2 separate regions of the Homo sapiens genome follow, and region 1 is linked to region 2. A link is a contact called in ENCODE Hi-C or POLR2A ChIA-PET data. All regions are on one chromosome and are shown on one strand. Each heading gives the region's core, a stretch centred on a gene start or an enhancer-like site at or near the end of the contact. The rest is flanking DNA. Distances are from core to core; before and after follow the strand shown.

Evidence for each region. Hi-C counts contacts between places; a loop is a spot of excess contacts on that map. ChIA-PET counts read pairs that join two places held with the same protein, here RNA polymerase II (POLR2A). Pooled maps may share reads with other maps.
Region 1: a pooled map shows a loop between it and region 2 (16-fold over the local background). The contact joins the promoter of RRM2 here to the enhancer-like site in region 2. A Hi-C loop is called at or near these places in 7 of 50 pooled maps. POLR2A ChIA-PET finds 5 or more read pairs at or near these places in 2 of 52 experiments (activated CD4-positive, alpha-beta T cell and activated T-cell).

What each region holds. Positions count from the first base shown.
Region 1 is chr2:10,118,340-10,125,194 of GRCh38, forward strand. It overlaps RRM2 (ribonucleotide reductase regulatory subunit M2), which reads left to right and starts at 4,400. Exons shown (of 10, transcript NM_001034.4): 1 at 4,400-4,558; 2 at 4,644-4,718; 3 at 5,048-5,191; 4 at 5,397-5,513; 5 at 6,378-6,511. The coding sequence starts at 4,460. RefSeq lists enhancers at 1,187-2,130, 2,131-3,073, 3,122-3,677, 3,435-3,504, 3,525-3,634 and silencers at 3,855-4,454, 3,861-4,361.
Region 2 is chr2:9,605,930-9,612,009 of GRCh38, forward strand. The region is part of intron 2 of YWHAQ (tyrosine 3-monooxygenase/tryptophan 5-monooxygenase activation protein theta); the gene reads right to left. Among named protein-coding and RNA genes, the nearest start is that of YWHAQ, 22 kb to the right of the region's middle. RefSeq lists enhancers at 1,887-1,966, 2,017-2,116, 2,237-2,286. Within about 2 kb of position 2,027, at least 30 of the 41 ENCODE cell types and tissues checked have a DNase peak (open chromatin) inside an H3K27ac peak, as active enhancers do.

The DNA of each region.
Region 1 (6,855 bases), core at 3,150-5,649, 510 kb after region 2:
TTCCTGCTTAACCATTTCCTGCTGACTTCTGAGTGAGTGACACATAAACTAACTACAAAGTTGAACTGGGCTGCTCCTGAGACTTGTGGTTGTGGTGCTGCTGTGCTGTGCTACATTAAGAATGTTGGGCTGGGCGCAAGGGCTCATGCCTGTCATCCCAGCACTTTGGGAGGCCGAGGTAGAAGGATAGCTTGAGCCCAGGAGTTTGAGCCCAGCCTGGGCAATATCGTGAGACCTCATCTATATATATATATATATAAATATACGTAATTGGCAGTTCATATTAAAACAAAGTTTTTGAGAGTCTGGAATTCTGGAGTTAGTCAGACCTGGGTTCAAATCCTAGCTATATTATCACGTATGAAGTCTTCTTGCCAATAACTTTTAGCCTTAGGCTAATAACGATCCCCCGCCGGACTTTTTTTTTTTTTTTTGAGACGGAATTTCATTCTTGTTGCCCAGGTTGGAGTGCAATGGTGTGATCTCGGCTCACTGAAACCTCTGCCTCCTGGGTTCAAATGATTCTCCTGCCTCAGCCTCCCAAGTAGCGGGAACCCAAGTAGCGGGAATTACAGGCGCCTGCTGCCACGTCTGGCTAATTTTTGTATTTTTAGTAGAGATGGGGTTTCCCTATATTGACCAGGCTGCTCTCAAACTCCTGACCTCAGGTGATCTGCCTGCCTCACCCTCCCAAAGTGCTGGGATTACAGGCGTGAACCTCCAAGCAGGGCCTAATAAAGCCTTTTGACCTAACTTCCAGTGTAGAGTACAGGGGTCAGGAAAACAAGTTCATTGACACTGTGAATAAACAATTAGGCAAATGTAGAATGTGGGACATTCTACAAGAAAACTGGCCTGTACTTCAAAGTCAATGTCGTGGGGAAAAGAAGTGGAGGAGCTTTACTAAGAGTCTAAAGCAACATAATAAACGCAATGCATGTGATTAATTAGATACTGCACAAAAAAATAAATCCAAAAAACTATGAGACATTTTTGAAACAATTGGAAAAACAGGAATATGGACTGGATATTAGGTTATATTAGAGAATTATTGTTAGTTTTCCTAGGGATAAATGTGGTATTGTGGTGATATTAACAGAGTGTCCTAATTTTTAGGAGCTGAAACGTTTAGGGGTGATGGGTTATGATATCTATCACTCACTTTCAAATGATCCATAAAAAAGCATAAGCCTCATACACCCACAGAGGGGGTGTCTGCCACATTTGCCATGAAGCAAATATGGCAAAATGGAAACAGCTGTTGAATCCTAGCTGGTGGGTGAACACTAGGAATCCTTCCATTATTCTGTATGTTGAAAACATTCATAGTAAAAAGCTAGGCTAAAAACGTTCTGCTGTGCAGTTGTGCTGTGCGACCTTGGGCAGTTTCCTTGCCTCCCAGGCCTTCATTTCATCACCTATGAAAAGGGTTAAAAATACCAACCCCGGTGGGGCGGTGGCTCACGCCTGTAATCTGAGCATTTTGGGAGGCCAAGGCGGGTGGATGGCTTGAGCCCAGGGGTTCAAGACCAGCCCGGGTAACATACCGAGAACCCATCTCTACAAAAAATTAAAAAATTAGCCTGGCGTAGTGGTGCCTGCCTTGAGTCCCAGCTACTCGGGAGGCTGAGGTGGGAGGATCGCTTGAGCTCGGATAGTTGAGGCTGCAGTGAGCTATCATGGAGCCACCAGACTGGGCAACAGAGCAAGACCCTGTCTCAAAACAAAAAACAAAAAACTCAAACAGCCTCACATGATCCAGGCGCCCAGAGGCTGTGGGTGCTGCAGCCTTAATTATTATTATGACCACCTTCGGCACGGCGTCTGGTACACAGTGAGTGCTGAGCTCCCCGAGCCGCGGTTTCTCCACCCTAATGGTGAACAGCCTTTTGGAAGTCGCGCTAACCTTGGCCTGAGACCTGCAAACTTGCCCAGGCTGGGGCGTGTGAACCGGCGAGCGCGCAGCGGAAACGGGGCGGGGCACCTGAGGCTGGGAATGCAGAGGAGCCTTCCGGGGGGCGGGGCGGGGCCTCCCGTGCAGACCAATGGTGGAGTAGATGCAGATGTCAAAACGCGCGCTCAAGTGGCTTCCGCCAGGAATCCCGACGCTTAGGGAGGCGGAGGGAGGATCGCTTGAGACCAGCCTGGGCAAACAAGCGAGACCCTCGTCTGTTTACTTAAATAAAACCAAAAAAACGAGCACCGAGGGAAAAAGGAGTGAATCCCGGGGCTAGCAGCAGCCTGCGGCGGGCGCTCTCCCGGGAGTGGCTGCACCGCCCGACCTCCCCGGAGGCGGAACCGCCCGCATTGCCGCGTGGCCCTGGGCGCCGCCACCTCCTCCGCAGCGGGGCAAAGTTGCCGGACCTGGGGGCAGGAGGGCCACGCCGAGATGACTCAGGTTTAGCGCGGGAGGGGAGGATGGCGACTTCACCCGGCCTTTAACAACACGTACGCATCTTTCGGCGTCTTCTACAATGGCTATGTTAATTACGTGGCCAGGAACTAAACTATCAATGAAGCCACCTCTGACTACTTCAGTTACAGTGAGTTTAACAGGAGCAAAAAAGCACGTGGCGCCCTAGGGCAACCGAAACGAGGGTTTTAGACGCTGATTATGGGAAATTGAAATCTGAGTTGAGTATGAGATGACACCAATAAATTATAATTTTGTTAGATAATAGCTTTATCAGCCATAAAGTAATCAATAAAAATACCAGTTTCCTGGAGATGGATGCTTTAGTGTGTTTGGGGTGAAAATGGCGATGAATGGCGAGTTGCTTTAAACAAATCATGGTACACCAAAGTTTTAGTTGTGGCTTTGTGTAAGGAATGTGATGGGCACTTATTCCTGCAACACGAGAATACTATGATTTACAAGTCCGTAGTACTTTTAAGAAATGAGAGAAACAGACCTAGGTGGGGAGGGTACCTGTCCCACCCCACCCTCTTTAAAGTATCTTATCTAGAAAAGGCTTTGTGAAAAAAAAAGTCCCGGGTCTCTCTCAATAACAGCCCTGAGCGCAGCTGTTGAAGCTTTCTCAGGTTAATGATTTCTTTCTTGGATCTTAAAGTTTCTTTCTCTTCCTTTATTTTTGGCATTTTGCCCGTTGCAGGGCCTGGCAAATCAGAAAGCCACATAGAAAATTAAATGAAAGCTATTGCTAAGTTCCAGTCTCTACACCAGTGGAGTTTTCAAACTCCTCTTCAGCATATTTGACGCCCAATGAGTAGTACATTAATTCCTAGTCCTAAAATCATTCTGTGAACTTTCTCCCAGGAATTTTTGCTCAGTTTGCAATTAAAACAACTTTTTTTCTTCTCTTTTTAATGGCAGAGGCGGGGTCTCACTATGTTGCCCAGGATGGTCTCCAGCTCCTGGCCTCAAACAATCCTCCTGCCTTGGCCTCCCAAAGTGCTGGGATTACAGGCGTGAGCCACCGCGCCCAGCCACAGTTTGCAATTCTTAAGGCAAGGGTGACAATAGGGGTCAGGGGTCTGACAGGAGACAGGATTTCTGTGGAAAACTGCACCAAGGGCCTTCTCGCCATGTCCCGTAGTTTGAAGGTTTACAAAGGACTGCACATTTTACATGAGTCATCTCAACGAACGCTCTCCTCACCGCATTAACAGTCCACGCGGTTACGAGTCCCATTTTACTCACGGGGACACCGAATCTGTAAGAAGCCTGGTCGCTTGTCCCAGCAAAACGAGCCACGGGGCTCAGCGGCCCTAACTTTTAGGCTGTAGGGTCCTCGCCGACCACCCCGCCAAAATGTCAGGCCTCGGGGCCCTTGCACCCCCACCGCAGGGACACGGATCGAAAGGGTCGCAGCAACGCCTCCCCCGCACCCAGGAGCGTTTTCCAGGCCTTTGCACCAACCTCGTTGGCTAAGCCCCCTGCCCGGCGGCGGCCCGGCTGGGAGGAGGTGCTTTCGGGAGGCGGGGCCGCGGCCCGGGGATCCTCTCGCGCCCGCGGGCTCCAATCGCTGCTCCTCACGCAATCCTAAACGGTTCCCGGGCGAACCGGGGCCCGCGCGCGCCAAGGCCGCCGAGACCCTCAGGGGCTGCGGCCCTGGTCCCGCGGGACCTGTGGGGGCCTGGGCGGCGGCGCCCCCGACCCAGCCAGCGGACGGGCCGGGGGGGGAACCGGGAGGTCCCGGGGGGCGTCCACGGGGGTGTCCCCGGGGGTCTCCGGAAGGCGCCGGCGGAGGCTCCCGCGCTGCGCTTGAAAATCGCGCGCGGCCCCGCGGCCAGCCTGGGTAGGGGCAAGGCGCAGCCAATGGGAAGGGTCGGAGGCATGGCACAGCCAATGGGAAGGGCCGGGGCACCAAAGCCAATGGGAAGGGCCGGGAGCGCGCGGCGCGGGAGATTTAAAGGCTGCTGGAGTGAGGGGTCGCCCGTGCACCCTGTCCCAGCCGTCCTGTCCTGGCTGCTCGCTCTGCTTCGCTGCGCCTCCACTATGCTCTCCCTCCGTGTCCCGCTCGCGCCCATCACGGACCCGCAGCAGCTGCAGCTCTCGCCGCTGAAGGGGCTCAGCTTGGTCGACAAGGAGAACACGGTGAGCCCGCGGGGAGGGCGCTGCGGGCAGGGGAGGGAGGCAGGGAAAGCGAAGCCGCTCCTCACTCACACGCGTCTCCCCGCAGCCGCCGGCCCTGAGCGGGACCCGCGTCCTGGCCAGCAAGACCGCGAGGAGGATCTTCCAGGAGCCCACGGAGCCGGTGAGTGGCGGGCGTGGGGCAGAGGGGCCAGGGACGGCCTTGGGCGTCTTGGCGCCAAAGCCGCATTGTTTCCTCAGCTGTTCACACTCCCGCCCCGGCTCCTTTCCCGCCTAGGCGGCCCCTCCCCAGGGCTGCCTCCCGCGCCCCTCGGCCCATTTCCCGGTTCGGGCGTGCGCTCCTCTGCTGCGACCCACGGAGTGCGACGGGACAGCCACGTTTTCACATCGGGCCCCGTGAAATTGCCGCCAATGGAAAGGACTTGGTCCAGAAAAACGTTAGTTTCATATGGTTCGCCCGGTACTTAAATGTTTTATTTTCTCCCCCAACAGAAAACTAAAGCAGCTGCCCCCGGCGTGGAGGATGAGCCGCTGCTGAGAGAAAACCCCCGCCGCTTTGTCATCTTCCCCATCGAGTACCATGATATCTGGCAGATGTATAAGAAGGCAGAGGCTTCCTTTTGGACCGCCGAGGAGGTAATCGGAGGACCCCAGAAGACCCCTGCAGGGGTGACCGTCACGCCTCAGACATAAATGCACTTGGAGGTTCCCGTTGGCAAGGGGGGCTAACTGTGGGGCATAGTAAGTGGTGCCAGCATACTTAAAGTTTGAGTGCTCAGTGTGAGTCCTGTAGGCTTTACTCTCTTCCTTTTATGCTAAAATTGTGACTTCCGAACCTCAGGTGGACCTCTCCAAGGACATTCAGCACTGGGAATCCCTGAAACCCGAGGAGAGATATTTTATATCCCATGTTCTGGCTTTCTTTGCAGCAAGCGATGGCATAGTAAATGAAAACTTGGTGAGTTTCCAAAACATCTTTCATTCATTTGACGTTGACGATCTGAGGTCGAACTAGTTCGCTTTCCTCGTCTTGTATGTTTTTCCATGCTGAGTGCATCTGTGTGTGTAAGCTGGGTTTTATATTACATGGCATTTCCTGTTTTGTAACACTTTGCAGTTCTTTCTTATGGTATTTTCCCGACTCTAGAGAAGCTGAGACAATATTAAGTGGTAGCAATGTGATGACTCTTTGTGGCCACCACATCTGCCCCCTCTTTTTTTTTTTTTTTTTGAGACAGAGTCTCACTCTGGCCCAGGCTGGAGTGCAGTGGTGTGATCTTGGCTCACTGCAACCTCCGCCTCCTGGGTTCAAGCGATTCCCCAACCTCAGCCTCATGAGTACCTGGGATTACAGACGTGCGCCACCATGCCTAGCTAATATCTGTATTTTTAGTAGAGACAGGGTTTTACCATGTTGGCCAGGCTGGTCTCGAACTGCTGACCTCAGGTGATCCACCCACCTTGGCCTCCCAAAGTGTTGGGATTACAGGCGTGAGCCACCACGCCCGGCTCTGCTCCCTCCTTTTTGTGGCTTTGCTGTTTTAATAATAATTTGGTTGTATCTCTTATTGCGAATGGATCTTTCTTGACATAAATTAATTAGGAAATCGAGCGCTCACAAATCCTATTTTATATGTATCTATTTCCTGATATGTAAGTTGAGCATATGACATAAAATATCAAAGAATTGTGACAAATTGGATGAAATATATATAGAAATAAACCTTATAATGGTACAAAGAGTGCGATGCTGCCAGTATCCGTTGACAGTTGCTGCTGTTGGTTTTTTCTCAAGCTTAACTTTGATGTGTTTTGCCACTAGGTGGAGCGATTTAGCCAAGAAGTTCAGATTACAGAAGCCCGCTGTTTCTATGGCTTCCAAATTGCCATGGAAAACATACATTCTGAAATGTATAGTCTTCTTATTGACACTTACATAAAAGATCCCAAAGAAAGGTGAGTATTCAAGTGGTATGCCAAGATTTTTAGGACTCACTAATTGTTGATTTATTACACATTTTTAGTTCACCTAGGGATAAAAATGACTCCAGAATGACTAAGACAGTCATAGGCATTCCCAGCACCCGTGGTCATGTCTGCTCTTAGCAAGGGGCCTAAATGCACTTTATTATTCACTTAGAGTTGTGAAGGTACTCCTTTTAAAGTTGGATGTCTACCAATGTAAAACCTTCTTTTGAAAAAATTCCTAGATGTTGGGTAAGACAAACTAAAACCTATGTCTGACCATCTTTGCTCATTTGGTAAAGTTGTTGAGAAGCTAGAATGTGGGGCTGCAGTGG
Region 2 (6,080 bases), core at 777-3,276:
CACACTACACATTATTCTACACCTTAGCTTTTCCATTTAGTAAGCGCTCTGAGATAATTCCATGTCCATATATTTAATAGCTGCCTCATTCTATATATAACACTATATGTACAGTATTCTACTGTATGGGCACCCTAATTATTTATTTAGCTTCCTCTGAGGAACACTTAAGCTGCTTCCAATCTTGGTATTTCCAACTATGCACCAAATGTACACTTGATCCACAAGATAAATTGTTAAACTGTCCTTCCTGGAGTTAATTTCAATTTATACTCCCACTAGCAATGCATAAATGTTCCCATTTCTCAACATCTTTCTGAACCCAGTGTGTAACAAACTTTAAACACCTTTTCCGGCCAGGCTTGGTGGCTCATGCCTGTAATCCCAGCACTTTGGGAGGCCAAGGCAGGCAGACTGCCTGAGCTCAGGAGTTTGTGACCAGCCTGGGAAACACGGTGAAACCCCGTCTCTACTAAAATAAAAATAAAAATAAAAATAAAAATAAAAAACCTTTTCCAATCTAATGGGTGAAAAATACCTTACTACAGTTTTATTAGCATTTTTCCTTATCATAAATGCAGGTGAACATCTGTCTGTGTGTGTGTGTGTATATTTTTTGAGACGGAGTCTCGCTCTGTTGCCCAGCCTGGAGTGCAGTGGTGTGATATCGGCTCACTGCAACCTCCGCCACTCAGGTTCACGCCATTATCCTGCCTCAGCCTCCTGAGTAGCTGGGATTACAGGCACATGCCGCCACACTGGGCTAATTTCTGTATTTTTACTAGAGAAGGGGTTTCACCATGTTGGTGAGTGTATATCCTTTGCCCTTTTCCTAATGAGTTTTTCCTTACTGCTTTGTAGGAACTCTATATACTAATTAGTTCATTTTTTAGCTGTCTCTCAGATGAAACTATATGTAAACAGCCTGTCTGGCAACACAACTGCATTTAATATTTTTCTTTTTTTTTTTTTTGAGACAGAGTCTCACTCTGTCGCCCAGGCTGCAGTGCAGTAGCATAATCTTGGCTCACTGCAACCTCCACCTCCCGGGTTCAAGCGATTCTCCCGCCTCAGCCTCCCAAGTAGCTGGGATTACACGTGCGCGACACCATACCCGGCTAATTTTTGTATTTTAGTAGAGATGGGGTTTCACCATGTTGGTCATGCTGGTCTCGAACTCCTGACCTGTGATCCGCCCATCTTGGCCTTCCAAAGTGCTGGGATTACAGGCGTGAGCCACACGCCTGGCCTAATATTTTTCTATTACTTTTTTTTTTCTTTTTTTTTTTGAGACAGGGTTTTGCTCTGTTGCCCAGGCTGGAGTGCAGTGGTGTGATCTCGGCTCACTGCAACGTCCACCTCCCAGGTTCAAGTGATTCTCCTGCCTCAGCCGCTCGAGTAGCTGGGACTAACAGGCACATACCACCATGCCCAGCTAATTTTTTTTTTTTTTGTATTTTTAGTAGACTGAATTTCACCATGCTGGCTAGGCTAATCTCGAACTCCTGACCTCGTGATCCACCCCCCTCGGCTTCCCAAAGTGCTAGGATTACAGGCGTGAGCCATCGTACCTGGCATTTTTCTATTACATTAAATCAGATAAAACAGTACCAACACTTCTGACCGACATGAGAAACGCAAGTGAATATGACTGTGATTTCAGCACAAATAAAATAGACAAAGAGGAGACTTTTAGTTGAAATGCAAGTCTGAATTTGTGTTTATTGTCTACCTGACCATATGAAATGGTAACACATTTTAAAGGTTACTAAATTCTTCCTCTTTTTTTTTTTTTTTTTTGAGACAGAGTCTCAGTCTGTCACCCAGGCTGGAGTGCAGTGGCATAATCTCGGCTCACTGCAACCTCTGCCTCCTGGGTTCAAGCAATTCTCCTGCCTCAGCCTCCCAAGTAGCTGGGACTACAGGTACCAGCTACCACGCCTGGCTATTTCTTGTATTTTTAGTAGAGACGGGGTTTTCGCCATGTCAGCCAGGCTGGTCTCGAACTCCTGACGTAATCCGCCCACCTCAGCCTCCCAAAGTGCTGGTATTACAGGCGTGAGCCACCGAGCCTGGCCAAATGTTACTAATTTTAGAGCAATAAAGAGCAGTATATCAGATTAAAACACACTGCATTCACTTTCAGTATGGAGTACTTAAGAAATGTGTGACTCACAACCTTAAAATAGATTCACAGAAACATGACTTTCTGGTTCCGGCAACACAGTGAGACTGAGCTTACGGAGAATACCTCCCTCTTCTACTAAAAATAATCTAAATGCTAAGTAGAAATACTTTAAATAAAAATAGAAAAAACATACAGTAGAGCTTCAAAGAAAAGAGGGGAAATACATCGAGGCGCTAGATAGGAGGAAAGAAAGCTACAGCAATAAGTGAAAGTTTACAACACAACAACAGTGTGGAGGAGGGTGAGGACCCTAGAAAAACTTTGTCATCGCTGAGAAGTAGCCAGAAATCTACTTCCTGGGTTTTTGGGGGTGCAGTCTCCCATAAAAAGCAGAAACTCGAACCTATGTTCTTCTGTGCAGGTGCTAGTCAAACGTTTATTTCATGCATGATGTATGAAAACACAAGCTGAAAATGTTAAAAATGGGCTGGAGCACAGTGTGCCCAGCACAAATAATCAAAACTACTGTGTAAACAGAGAGATTCTCACAATCTAAGGTACACACAAGTGCCATAAAAAAAAGCAACATCCACGCTATTAAAAATAACAGGCTGGGTGCGATGGCTCACGCCTGTAATCCCAACATTTTGGGAGGCCGAGGTGGGTGGATCACTTGAGGTCAGGAGTTCGAAACCAGCCTGGCCAACATGGCGAAACCCCGTCCCTACAAAAATTAGCCAGGCGTGTTGGCGGGTGCCTGTAATCCCAGCTACTCAGGAGGCTGAGGCAGGAAGATCACTTGAACCCAGGAGGTACAGGTTTGCAGTGAGCTGAGATTGTACCACTGCACTCCAGCCTGAGCAACAGAGCAAGACTCCAAATCAAACAAACAAACAAACAAACAAACAAAAATAACAAAAATACTCAAGGGACGGATTCTCTATCATGAGGCGTCAGCAGACACAAACAGGATAGTCAGTTCCCAAGAGCTTTAAAACTGTGTATAATAAAACATAAATATGCTGAAAATAATTAAATAATCTTTTAAAGATGTTGAGGCTGGATACATAGGGTTACTACAGGATTTTCTTCACCTCTACCTAAGTTTGAAATTTTTCCTGACTAAAACAATCAAAAAGATTTTAAAAGAAAAACAGAAGCCAGGAGAAATGAACCATATATACAGTGAATTTTAAAAGGCAGCTTGGAGGTGGGAGAAGCGGAAGGGCTTTTAGAATAAAAAAAAATGAAAACAACTTTAAAATTGGAGATGGACAAAGAAAATTAATACAACAAAAGGCATATTTGAATAAATTACTCAGAATACAGAATAAAGAATAAGACAAAAAAAGTGGAAAAATTATAAGATGCGAATAGAAAGAGAAGGTCTAAGGTAATAGCCAACAGCTATTTCAGGAGAGAACAGAAAGAATGAAGATGAGATGTTATTCTGGGATAATGGCCGAGACTTCCAGTAATGGGATAAATACCTTGAGATAGGAAAAGCACAATAAATCCCAAGCAAGATAAAAAAAAATCATACCTAGATCATGGTAAAATTGCAGAATGCCAAAGACAAGAAAATTCTTAAAAGCAACCAGAGAAATGACACATTACCATAAAGGAAGAAACAACAATATGACAGCTGATTTTTCATCAGAAAACAATCAAGTAAGTATCTTCAAAGTGCGGAGAAAAACAACTGTCAACTAGAATTCTGTAACCAATTAAAGCACCACACAAAAACAGTGCAAAAACATAAAGACGTTTCCAGAAAGACAGAAGTTCCCACTCACAGATCATTACTAAAAGAAACTTTTTTAGAGTGGGAAGGAAGAAGTAATGGAATAAAAGAAGTCATCAATTAGAGTATTAACAGTCCAAAATAAGAGTACTGTAAAGGACTGAGTTGGCTATTAAAGCAAAGAAGTATGAAGAGGACACGTGTTTCCCGCATCTCTTTCAGAGGATTATCTTAATTTTGGAGGACAGTTACATGATTTTTTCCCCCTTAATCTACCAAGTGTCTGCCTTTTAAGACCATACTTTCTAAAATCTGACAACTGAAGTATTGATTATTTGCTCCAGAAGAAAATGTTTCACTAGAATAATCAAGGATCCTAAATATTTCAACAGCCCAGTATCTATCTTAAGGTAAATGACAAGACGACATGGGTCCATTTCACTGGTATGATTTAACCAATATCTACATGCTAATAACTCACAAATTTGCTCCTTACCTAGTTGTATCTCAGTTTCTTCATCTGTAAAACAGTTACTGACAGTTCTTAATTCATAGGGTTGTTGTGAAGATTAAATGAGTTAACACAAACTCTGCTTGGTACATAACCCTCAATTGTGTCATACAGCATGACACAAATCTTTCTCTTACATACCATACCAAGTGCCTCCGACATATATTAACATCTGGATGGACCACTGGAACTTTAAACTTTACTCTTTTTTTTGAGACAGAGTTTCATTCTTCTTGCCCAGGCTGGAGTGCAACGGCGCAATCTCGGCTCACTGCAACCTCCACCTCCTGGGTTCAAACGATTCTCCTGCCTCAGCTTTCCAAGTAGCTGGGATTACAGGCATGCGCCACCATGCCCGGCTAATTTTGTATCTTTAATAGAGACGGGGTTTCTCCATGTTGGTCAGGCTGGTCTCGAACTCCCAACCTGAGGTGATCCGTCTGCCTCGGCCTCGGAAAGTGCTGGGGTTACAGGCATGAGCCACCGCACCCTGCCTACTCATTTTTTAAAAATTAAATTTACCTTCCTGACACGATCTACTATTGATTCTGCTCCCCTACTCGATTTTCTGTCTTAGGAAAAGTACTCAGTAGCCCTAGGCAGAAACCTAGGAGTCACCCTACTCTTTCTTTGGACTCATTCTCCCTGCCTTCTATATTTAGTCACCCAAGCCCCTGGAAGTAGTTTTCTCCAGGAAGTCAAGACTGATTTGGAAACTTTTCTCAGACAAGTAAGCATAGTATACTTTGAGAACATATATTTCCCTTCTCTTTAGAGCCACTGAAAGAAAAGATATTTTCTTGTCCGGGTTTGATACATAAGGACACTGAAGGATCCAATGTACAGTCTAAAAAAGTGTGAACCACAATCAGTGCACTAACAAATCTACCCCCTACTGTGGAGACGATGGTCATTCAACATTTGAGCAGCATCCAACTCTTCTCTGTCATACCACACTTACTAAACAATTTAATGATTATGTCTTGATTCCTACGTGAGTCTATCTGCCTCCTGAAAGAGAACATACTAGTCATGTCAACACAGTACTGCAATCTTTGTGCTAGTTATGGCTCACTGTAAATGAATAAGCTAACTTTCCTGGTTTTATGCACCAGTCGCATGAGCTTGATCACTGTGGATCTAGGCTTGAAAGATTGCTCCACCCTGGTATAGCTCACAAAGCTAAAGGCCACACCATGAATTGCAGTAAACTCACAAGAGTAATGCTAACCCTCCCGCTCCATCTTTTGGGAAATACCCCCCAACACATACACACTCCTAACTTCTCTGTAGTGTTACATGGCTTAGTATCCTTACATATTTTGAAATATGTATATCTACTAGATCCCAAACCTGTTTCTATACTCTTTTTTTGAGGCTAGGTCTCACTGTGTCACCCAGAGGCTGGAATGCAGTGGTGCGATGTCAGCTCACTACAACCTCTGCCTCCCGGGTTCAAGCGATTCTCGTGCCTCAGCCACCCGAGTAGCTGGGATTACAGGTGTGCACCACCACGCCCAGCTAATTTTCGTATTTTTAGCAGATGAGGTTTGGCCATGTTGGCCAGGCTGGTCTCAAACTCCTGGGCTCATGTGATCTACCCGCCTTGGCCTCCCAAAGCGCTGGAATTACAGGCGTGAGCCACTGCGCCCATCCCTGTTTCTATACTTACATTACTTATTTCTACCAATTATTCC